2 separate regions of the Homo sapiens genome follow, and region 1 is linked to region 2. A link is an interaction called in ENCODE POLR2A ChIA-PET data of the cell type or tissue named here. Cell type or tissue: HCT116. All regions are shown on one strand. Each heading gives the region's core, and the rest is flanking DNA. Links, peaks and the distances in the headings are about the cores only.

Region 1 (4,380 bases), core at 167-4,166, 230 kb before region 2:
TGATGGGGGGTGGCCCGCTTACCTGAACCTTCCGATCCGCCGTAGGTGTGAGAACATCTCCCCGCCGGGCACGTACTCCATGACCATGTATAAGTTTGAGTTGTCCTGTGGGAAGCAGTGGCTGGTCAAGGGCCCACCCCTGAGACTTGGACCCGATCTGAAGGCCTTGGGGGCCTCCCCGGCTGGTGTTCAAACATTAAATGACAACAGCGATCCTGGCTCCCTGTAGGAATCATGTTCTACAGGGGCGACCCTTATCCTGCTGTTAATGGGTGAAAGTGAGGGCTGGCTCAGAGGTATGTCAGGACCTGGTTAGCCTGCCTTGGCTGGAGAGAGAACTCTGTAGTACCTTGCTCTGGGAGCTTGAGTAAGGCTCTGAGGCCACAGTTTTGTCATCTGTAAAATGGGATCATGATAGGCTGCAGAATTAGTGGGGCCCAGAATAAAAAAGATGGCCCCTGGTTAAAAAATTATTACAGAGGGTCGGGTGTGGTGGCTCATGCCTGTATAATCCCAGTACTTTGGGAGGCCAAGGTGGGTGGATCACTTGAGCCTAGGAGTTTGAGACCAGCCTGGGCAACATAGTGAGACCCCGTCTCTGCAAAAATACAAAAATTAGCTGGGCATCATGGCGTGCACCTGTAGTCTCATACTCAGGAGACTGAGGTGGGAGGATTGCTTGAGCCTGGGAGGCAAAGGTTGTGAGCTGTAATTGCGCCACTGCACTCCAGCCTGGGCAACAGGGTAAGACCTTATCTTAAACAAAACAAAACAAAATGGCCGGGCACGGCTCACACCTGCAATCCCAGCACTTTGGGAGGTCGAGGCAGGCAGATCACCTGAGGTCAGGAGTTCAAGACCAGCCTGACCAACATGGGGAAACCCTGTCTCTACTAAAAAATACAAAATTAGCCAGATGTGATGGCACATGCCTGTAATCCCAGCTACTCGGGAGGCTGAGGCAGAAGAATTGCTTGAACCCAGGAGTCAGAGGTTGTGGTGAGCTGAGATCGCATCATTGCACTCCAGCCTGGGCAACAACAGCCAAACTCTGTCTCAATAAAAAAAATAAAAATTAGGCTTGGCACAGTGGCTCATGCCTGTAATCCCAGCACTTTGGGAGGCCAAGGCAGGCAGATCACTTGAGGTCAGGAGTTCAAGACCAGCCTGAGCAACATGGCAAAATCCTGTCTCTACTAAAAATACAAACATAAGCTGGGCATGGTGGTGGGCACCTGTAATCCCCGCTACTCAGGAGGCTGAGGCAGGAGAATTGCTTGAACCCAGGAGGCAGAGGTTGTAGTGAGCCAAGATTGCGCCACTGCTCTCCAGCCTGAGCAACAGAGTGAGACTCTGTCTCAACAAAAAAAAATTATTACGGATCTCAAGACAGCAGCAGCAGCAAAGCGTTAAACCAGGTGTGGGGTCCCTCGGAGAACAGGCCCTTGTGCTTCTCTGGGTCAAACGTCCATGAAGCTGGCCCTGAGTGGCCTTTCCTGTTTCTCATGACCACAGCTTTGGATGGCACCCAAAACGGCTCCCAAAGGGCGCTCAAGACGTGCCTGGAACTGTCATGACAACCCCACCAGGCTGGAACTGGTATGATCCCCATTTTACCATGAGAAAGCTGAGGCTTGGGGAGATAAGTCTCTTGCCCGGGGCCACACATCAAGAAGTACTGAACTGGGAAATGAACCCCGGCTGCCTGGGGCAGAGTTTGTGCTCCTGGGTCAGGCTCTTACCATAAACCAGGTGCTGCTTTTGAGGGATGTTACTGAGGTTGGGTGACTCACCAAGGGTATCGAACTACAAACTGGCTGGACCAGGAACTGAACTTGGGTCTACCAGAGTCCCAGCCTGACTCCTGTCCCCTGATCTCCCTCCTCCAGGGATCTTGTTCTTCCACAAAAGAGAGCAGCCACTGATTGTCCTCAGCTCCGACCCCAGCCCTGGGGGCCAGAAGGCTGGGACCCAATGCAGTGACCCCCCGCCCTTGGCCACTGGGACCCCACCTTGAAGGAGAACTCGAGTTTGACGAGGAACGGAAAGTTGACAGCTTGCAGGATGCGCTTTTCATTCAGGGTGTGTTCGATCTGTTTCAGTTTCACCACCTGGGAAGGGAAGGAGGGGAGGGCAGAAAGGAGGGGGAGGTGAGAGGGGCCTCATTTCCCCTAATGCCTGGAACTAGGGATGCCGGAGCCAGGCCGGTTCCTTCAGCCAGAATCATTTGTGTGCCTGTGGCCTGTCGGGCCCTTAGCTGATGCTGAGGACACAGCATCAGGGAGGCTAGGGGCTGCTTGTCCTTGCACGGCACTAAGTCCAGGGCAAAGAATACATGGGTTACCCCCACAGAGGTCAGAGCCGTGGTGGAGGGTATCTTGGGGTTGTGGAGAAGCAGCCCCCAAGAAGCCCATGTAAAGTACCTGGCGTGGTCTGGGGAAGGGGGAATCAGACAGCGCTTTCTGGAGGAAGGGGCAGCTGAACTGAAATTGAAAAGACAGGCAGGAGAAGCCCAAGAGGTGGGGGGTTTAGGACCTGCCTTACCCTTGTCTAGAACACTCCACACAGCAACCTGAACCTCAGGCTAACAGCTCCTCAGCCATCAGCTGTCCCCTAATAGCAGATGCCATGAGCAGGCACCTGGCACCCAGTCTCTCACTGAATCAGGATAGAAGCCCTAGAGGCCCATGCTGGGAGTACGCCAGTTTGGAAGACCAGACACAGAGGGGAGGTGACTTGTCCAAGGTCACACAGCTGGCTGATGTCAGGCTGGTGTGTAACATGTGGCCAGCCTGGTCCCTCAGTCAGCTGTCAACTGCTTTGCTCACATAGCTGTGTCCTCAGAGTCTATACCTGCCCTACCCAGTTCAGTCCCCATTAGCCACAGGGGGATGCTGGGCCCTTGAAATATGGCTGGTCGGATGGGGAGCCAAATTCAAAAATTTTAAGTATCTAAAATATAAATTAAAAAACTGACACCAGCTGGGCATGGTGGCTCACGCCCGTAATCCCAGCACTTTGGGAGGCCCAGGCAGGTAAATCGCTTGAGCCCAGGAGTTTGAGACTAGCCTGGGCAATGTAGCGAGACCCCATCTCTACAAACAACAACAAGGACAACAAAAGCAATTAGCTGGGCATGGCACGACTATGGTCCCAGCAGCTCCAGAGGCTGAGGTGGGAGGATCATTTGAGCCCAACTGCACTTCAGCCTGGGCAACAGAGCAAGACCCTGTCTCAAAAACAAAACAACCAGGCCGGGTACGGTGGCTCACGCCTGTAATCCCAGCACTTTGAGAGGCCGAGGCAGGTGGATCACGAGGTCAGGAGATCGAGACCATCCTGGCTAACATGGTGAAACCCCGTCTCTACTAAAAACACAAAAAATTAGCCGGGTGTGGTGGCGGGCGCCTGTAGTCCCTGCTACTCGGGAGGCTGAGGCAGGAGAATGGCATGAACCCGGGAGGTGGAGCTGGCAGTGAGCTGAGATCACACCACTGCAGTCCAGCCTGGGTGGCAGAGCGAGACTCCGTCTCAAAAAAAAAAAAAAAAAAACAACAACCAGCCAGGCCAAAATGGTGAAACCCTGTCTCTACTAAAAATATTTAAAAACTGGCCAGGTGTGGTGGCTCACGCCTGTAATCCCAGCACTTTGGGAGGCCGAGGCCGGTGGATTACAAGGTCAGGAGATGGAGACCATCCTGGCTAACACGGTGAAACCCCATCTCTACTAAAAATACAAAAAATTAGCCAGGCGTGGTGGTGGGCGCCTGTAGTCCCAGCTACTCAGGAGGCTGAGGCAGAAGAATGGCGTGAACCCGGGAGGCAGAGGTTGCAGTGAGCCAAGATCGTGCCACTGCACTCCAGCCTGAGCGACAGAGCGAGACTCCATCTCAAAAAAAAAAAAAAAAAAAATTAAAAAATTAGCTGGGCGTGGTAGCCGGCGCCTGTAATTCCAGCTACTCAGGAGGCTGGAGCACAAGAATCGCTTGAAACCCGGAGGCAGAGGTTGTAGTGAGCTGAGATCATGCCATTGCACTCCAGCCTGGGCAACAAGAGCGAAACTCCATCTCAAAAACAAAACAAAACAAAACAAAACAAAAATTAAACTCTTGATGCAGGTACTGGTGACTTTCAGGCATGGTTGGAACAACTTGGGCATGTGAATCTGCTTTTTCAACTTCCCTGCTTTTTCTTATCTTTCCAGGAAAAATTTACCATCAGAGTTGAGAACTGTTGTAAGCATACAATAGACACTGGATTTTAAAGATACTTCAGTACAGAAAAAAAGGAAATATTTCCGAAGTCATGGAGGACTGGGAAAAAAACAAAAGGAATGTAAAATGTTTCATTAATGATATTTTCACATTGATAATATATGGA
Region 2 (4,380 bases), core at 233-4,232:
AAGGTGATAGAAATCAGAATAGTAGCCAGGTGCAGTGACTCACGCCTATAATCCCAGCACTTTGGGAGGCCGAGGTGGGCAGATCACTTGAGGCCAGGACTTTAAGACCAGCTTGGCCAACATGTCAAAACCCCATCTTTACAAAAAATACAAAAATCAGCGGGGTGTGGTGGCGTGTGCCTGTAATTTCAGCTACTTTGGAGACTGAGACATGAGAATCGCTTGACCCTGGGAAGTGGAGGGTGCAGTGAGCTGAGATCGTGCCACTGCACTCCAGCCTGGGCAACAGAGTGAAACTGTCACACACACAAAAAGAATTCAGGATAGTGGGCCCCACCCTATGGCTCACACCTGTAATCTCAGCACTTTGGGAGGCTGAGACAGGAGGATCGCTTGAGGCCAGGAATTCAACATCAGCCTGGATAACAGCAAGACCCTGTCTGTCTCTACAAAAAATACAAAAATTAGCTGGGCTTGGTGGTGAGGGCCTGTAGTTCCAGCTACTCAGAGGCTGAGACAGGAGAATTGCTTGAGCCTAGGAGGTAGAGGCTTCGGTGAGCTATGGTTGCACCACTGCACTCCAGCCTGGGCAACAGAGCAAGACCCTGTTTCTAAAAAGAAAAGAAAAGAGGCCGGGCACGGTGGCTCACGCCTGTAATCCCAGCACTTTGGGAGGCCGAGGCAGGCGGATCACGAGGTCAGGAGATCGAGACCATCCTGGCTAACATGATGAAACCCCGTCTCTACTAAATAATACAAAAAACAATTAGCCGGACGTGGTGGCCGGCGCCTGTAGTCCCAGCTTGTCGGGAGGCTGAGGCAGAAGAATGGCGTGAACCTGGGAGGCAGAGCTTGCAGTGAGCCGAGATCGCACCACTACACTCCAGCCTGGCTGACAGAGCGAGACTCTGTCTCAAAAAACAAAAAACAAAAAAAAAAAGAAAAGAAAAGAAAAATCAGGCCGGGCCTGGTGGCTCACACCTGTAATCCCAGTGCTTTGGGAGGCCGAGGCGGGCGGATCATCTAAGGTTGGGAGTTTGAGACCAGCCTGACCAGCATGGTGAAACCCCATCTGTACTAAAAATACAAAAATTAGCTGGGCATGGTGGTGCATGCCTGTAATCCCAACTACTCAGGAGGCTGAGGCAGGAGAATCGCTAGAACCCGGGAGGCAGAGGTTGCGGTGAGCCCAGATCGTGCCATTGCACTCCAGCCTGGGCAACAAGAGCAAAACTCCATCTCAAAAAAAAAAAAAAAAAAAAAAAAAAATCAGTGGAGTGGCTGTGGGTGGGGAATGGATGAAGGGACATTGATTTCTGGGCCGTCTGAATGGAAGTGTTCCTTACTTTGATGGGGTGGGGACACGGGGTCGTGCATGCAAATAATATGTGCAGGCTTGGGACTTCACCGCATGTAAATTAACTCTCAATAAAGTTCCAGGAAAAGTAATTCCAATTCCAGCAACCGGATTTTGGGCTCAGTTCGGAGGCTAGCCTGCAAGCCTTGCTGGTGGGTGGCCTGTAGGGGTGACAGGAAACCCCCCGGGCCTCCGCTCTTTAGGGGAGGGGGAGCCTCGCCCTTGCCCCCCTCCGGGACGAGCGGGCAGATCTAAAAGCTTCCCTACCGCCGCCCAGGCGGTCGATAGCAGACTCCCAGGCTCCGTTTCTGCCTGCCCGGCAGCCCGGGCCCTTCCCGCCAGCCCAGCCCCTGGGAGGGGACCCGAGCCGGGCGGAGCCTCCTCCGGAGCCGCACGCCGGGCTCGGCTCACCCTCCCCGGATGCCGCTCCTCCTCCATCCCCAGAAGTTTCAGCCACTGAGATTCCCCTTGTCCCGGAGGCTGGAGGGGAAGACCCAGGCGGCTGCGCTTTGGAGGCTGGACCATCGTGGGGCTTGTCTGTGCCCACTTTTCCCCCATTCAAGAGTTACCACTGCCAGGCGCAGTTGCTCAGGCCTGCAAACCCAGCACTTTGGGATGGCAAGACAGGAGGATCGCTTGAGCCCAGGAGCTTGAGAACAGCCTGGACAACATGGTAAGACCGCATCACTATATTAAAAAAAAAAAAAAAAAAAAAAAAAAAAAAAAAAGGCTGGGCGCGGTGGCTCACGCCTGTAATCCCAGCACTTTGGGAGGCCAAGACCGGCAGATCACAAGGTCAGGAGATTGAGACCATCCTGGCTAACACGGTGAAAACCCGTCTCTACTAAAAATACAAAAAATTAGCCAGGCGTGGTGGCGGGCGCCTGTAGTCCCAGCTACTCAGGAGGCTGAGGCAGGAGAATGGCGTCAACCCAGGAGGCGGAGCTTGCAGTGAGCCGAGATCGCGCCACTGCACTCCAACCTGGGCGACAGAGCAAGACTCCGTCTCAAAAAAAAAAAAAAAAAAAAAAAAAGAGGCTAGGTGCGGTGACTCACGCCTGTAACCCCAGGAGTTTGTGACCAGCCCGGCCAACATGGTGAAACCCCGTCTCTACTAAACACACACACACACACACACACACACACACACACACTCTTAGCCGGGTGTGGTGGCGGGCGCCTGTAATCCCAGCCACTCGGGAGGCTGAGGCAGGAGAATTGCTTGAACCTGGGAGGCGGAGCTTGCAGTGAGCCAAGATCGTGCCATTGCACTCCAGCCTGGGCTACAAAAGCGAAACTCCGTCTCAAAAAAAAAAAAAAAAAAAAAAAATTCAAGCCTAGTGGATTGGAAATACCACTTTCCCTGTCTTCCTTCATCCTTTCCTTAGTCACTATCTAGACACCCTTTTTACTGGGAGTCTGGGTTACAGGGTTACATTAACCAGAACCTTAAAGAGAAAAATACTGTAATTGCAAAAACGACCAGCCTTTTAAAATGGAACAAAAGAGACTAGAAAATATCAGAACCCACTGCACAGTAGAAATATGACTATGACTTCCTGAAACTTTTGTTTTAGTTCCAAACCTGGGTAGAAGGCCTACGTTGCAATGTAAAAAATTAATTCTTTGATTTGTGATCAAAGTGCTTGAAAGATGTGGTTATATATGATGTTTGAAATTGGTTTTCTTTTTTTTTTAATTAATATATCACAGAGGTCACGCTGTGTCAATGAATATAAGTTTTAGCACTTGAATTTTCTTTTCTTTTTTTTGAGACTGAGCCACCTTATCACCCAGGCTGGAGTGCAGTGGCGAGATCTCGGCTCACTGCAACTTTCACCTCCTGGGTTCAAGCGATTCTCCTGCCTCACCTCCCAAGTAGCTGGGATTACAGGCACCCACCAACACATCCAGCTAATTTTTGTATTATTAGTAGAGACAGGGTTTCACCAAGTTGGCCAGGCTGGTCTCGAACTCGTGACCTCAAGTGATCCGCCCACCTCAGCCTCCCAAAGTGCTGAGATTACAGGTGTCAGCCACCACACCCAGCTTTTAATTTCCTTTTCTTTGTTGAGACAGGTTCTCATTCTGTCACCCAGGTTGGAGTGCAGTGGTGCGATATGCGCTCACTGCAGCCTCCACCTCCTTGGGCTCAAGCAATCCTCCCCCCTCAGCCTCCCAAGTAGCTGGAAGTACAGACATGTGCCACCATGCCTGGCTAATTTTTTAGTTTTTGTAGAGTTGGGATCTGGCTATGTTGCCCAGGCTAGTCTTGAACTCCTGGGCTCAGGCGATCCTCCCACCTGGGCCTCCCAAAGTGCTGGGATTACAGGCATGAGCCACCATGCCCAGCCCACTTTCATTTTCTACTATGCATGTAGCCAATCCCCAGAGCCCAGGTACCTCCATTGTTTCCAGCCTCTTTTAAAGCTTTTCTTAATGATGGTAACAGCAAGCATCCTCTATGTGCCTGGCAGAAGGCTAAGCATTTCACACACTTTGCCTCATGGAGTCCTCATGAGAGGCCCATTTTACTGATGAGAAAATCTGGGAACCGTAACAATAAACCATATGACTTAGGTCACACAGCTTGAAGGTGGTGAAGCCAGAATTCGAACCCTGGCTGTCTGATTCCAGAGCTCTTAACCACCCTGTGTTAGTTATTCTTTTCTTTTCTTTTCTTTTTTTGAGACGAAGTCTTGCTCTTGTCCCCCAGGCTGGAGTGCAATGGTACAATATCGGCTCACTGCAACCTCTGCCTCCCAGGTTCAAGCAATTCTCCTGCCTCAGCCTCCCGAGTAGCTGGGATTACAGGCGCCTGCCACCACGCCCGGCTGATTTTTGTATTTTTAGTAGAGACGGCGTTTCACCATGTTGGCCAACCTGGTCTCGAACTCCTGACCTCAGGTGATCTGCCCGCCTCAGCCTCCCAAAGTGCTGGGATTACAGGCGTGAGCCACCGTGCCCAGCCTATTCTTTATAGTTCTCCACCTATTTGACTGATTATATCCCTGACATAAATT

Evidence for each region. Peaks named below come from ENCODE experiments on the same cell type or tissue, not always from the same donor. Only the 100,000 strongest peaks of a DNase experiment are listed, where the experiment ranks them.
Region 1: POLR2A ChIA-PET joins it to region 2 with 5 read pairs; 2 of 35 experiments call an interaction of 5 or more read pairs at or near these places.

What each region holds. Positions count from the first base shown.
Region 1 is chr19:14,100,804-14,105,183 of GRCh38, forward strand. It overlaps PRKACA (protein kinase cAMP-activated catalytic subunit alpha), which reads right to left. Exons shown (of 10, transcript NM_002730.4): 4 at 2,013-2,111; 5 at 23-105. Among named protein-coding and RNA genes, the nearest start is that of SMIM46, 9.5 kb to the right of the region's middle. In HCT116, for the core only: no CTCF peak of the experiment used is centred there; no DNase peak of the experiment used is centred there.
Region 2 is chr19:14,331,990-14,336,369 of GRCh38, forward strand. The region is part of intron 1 of LINC01841 (long intergenic non-protein coding RNA 1841); the gene reads right to left. It overlaps LINC01842 (long intergenic non-protein coding RNA 1842), which reads left to right and starts at 1,754. Exons shown (of 2, transcript NR_134916.1): 1 at 1,754-2,030. RefSeq lists an enhancer at 1,776-2,451. In HCT116, for the core only: no CTCF peak of the experiment used is centred there; a DNase peak (open chromatin) is centred at 2,446; H3K4me3 peaks cover 1,700 bases; H3K27ac peaks cover 1,646 bases.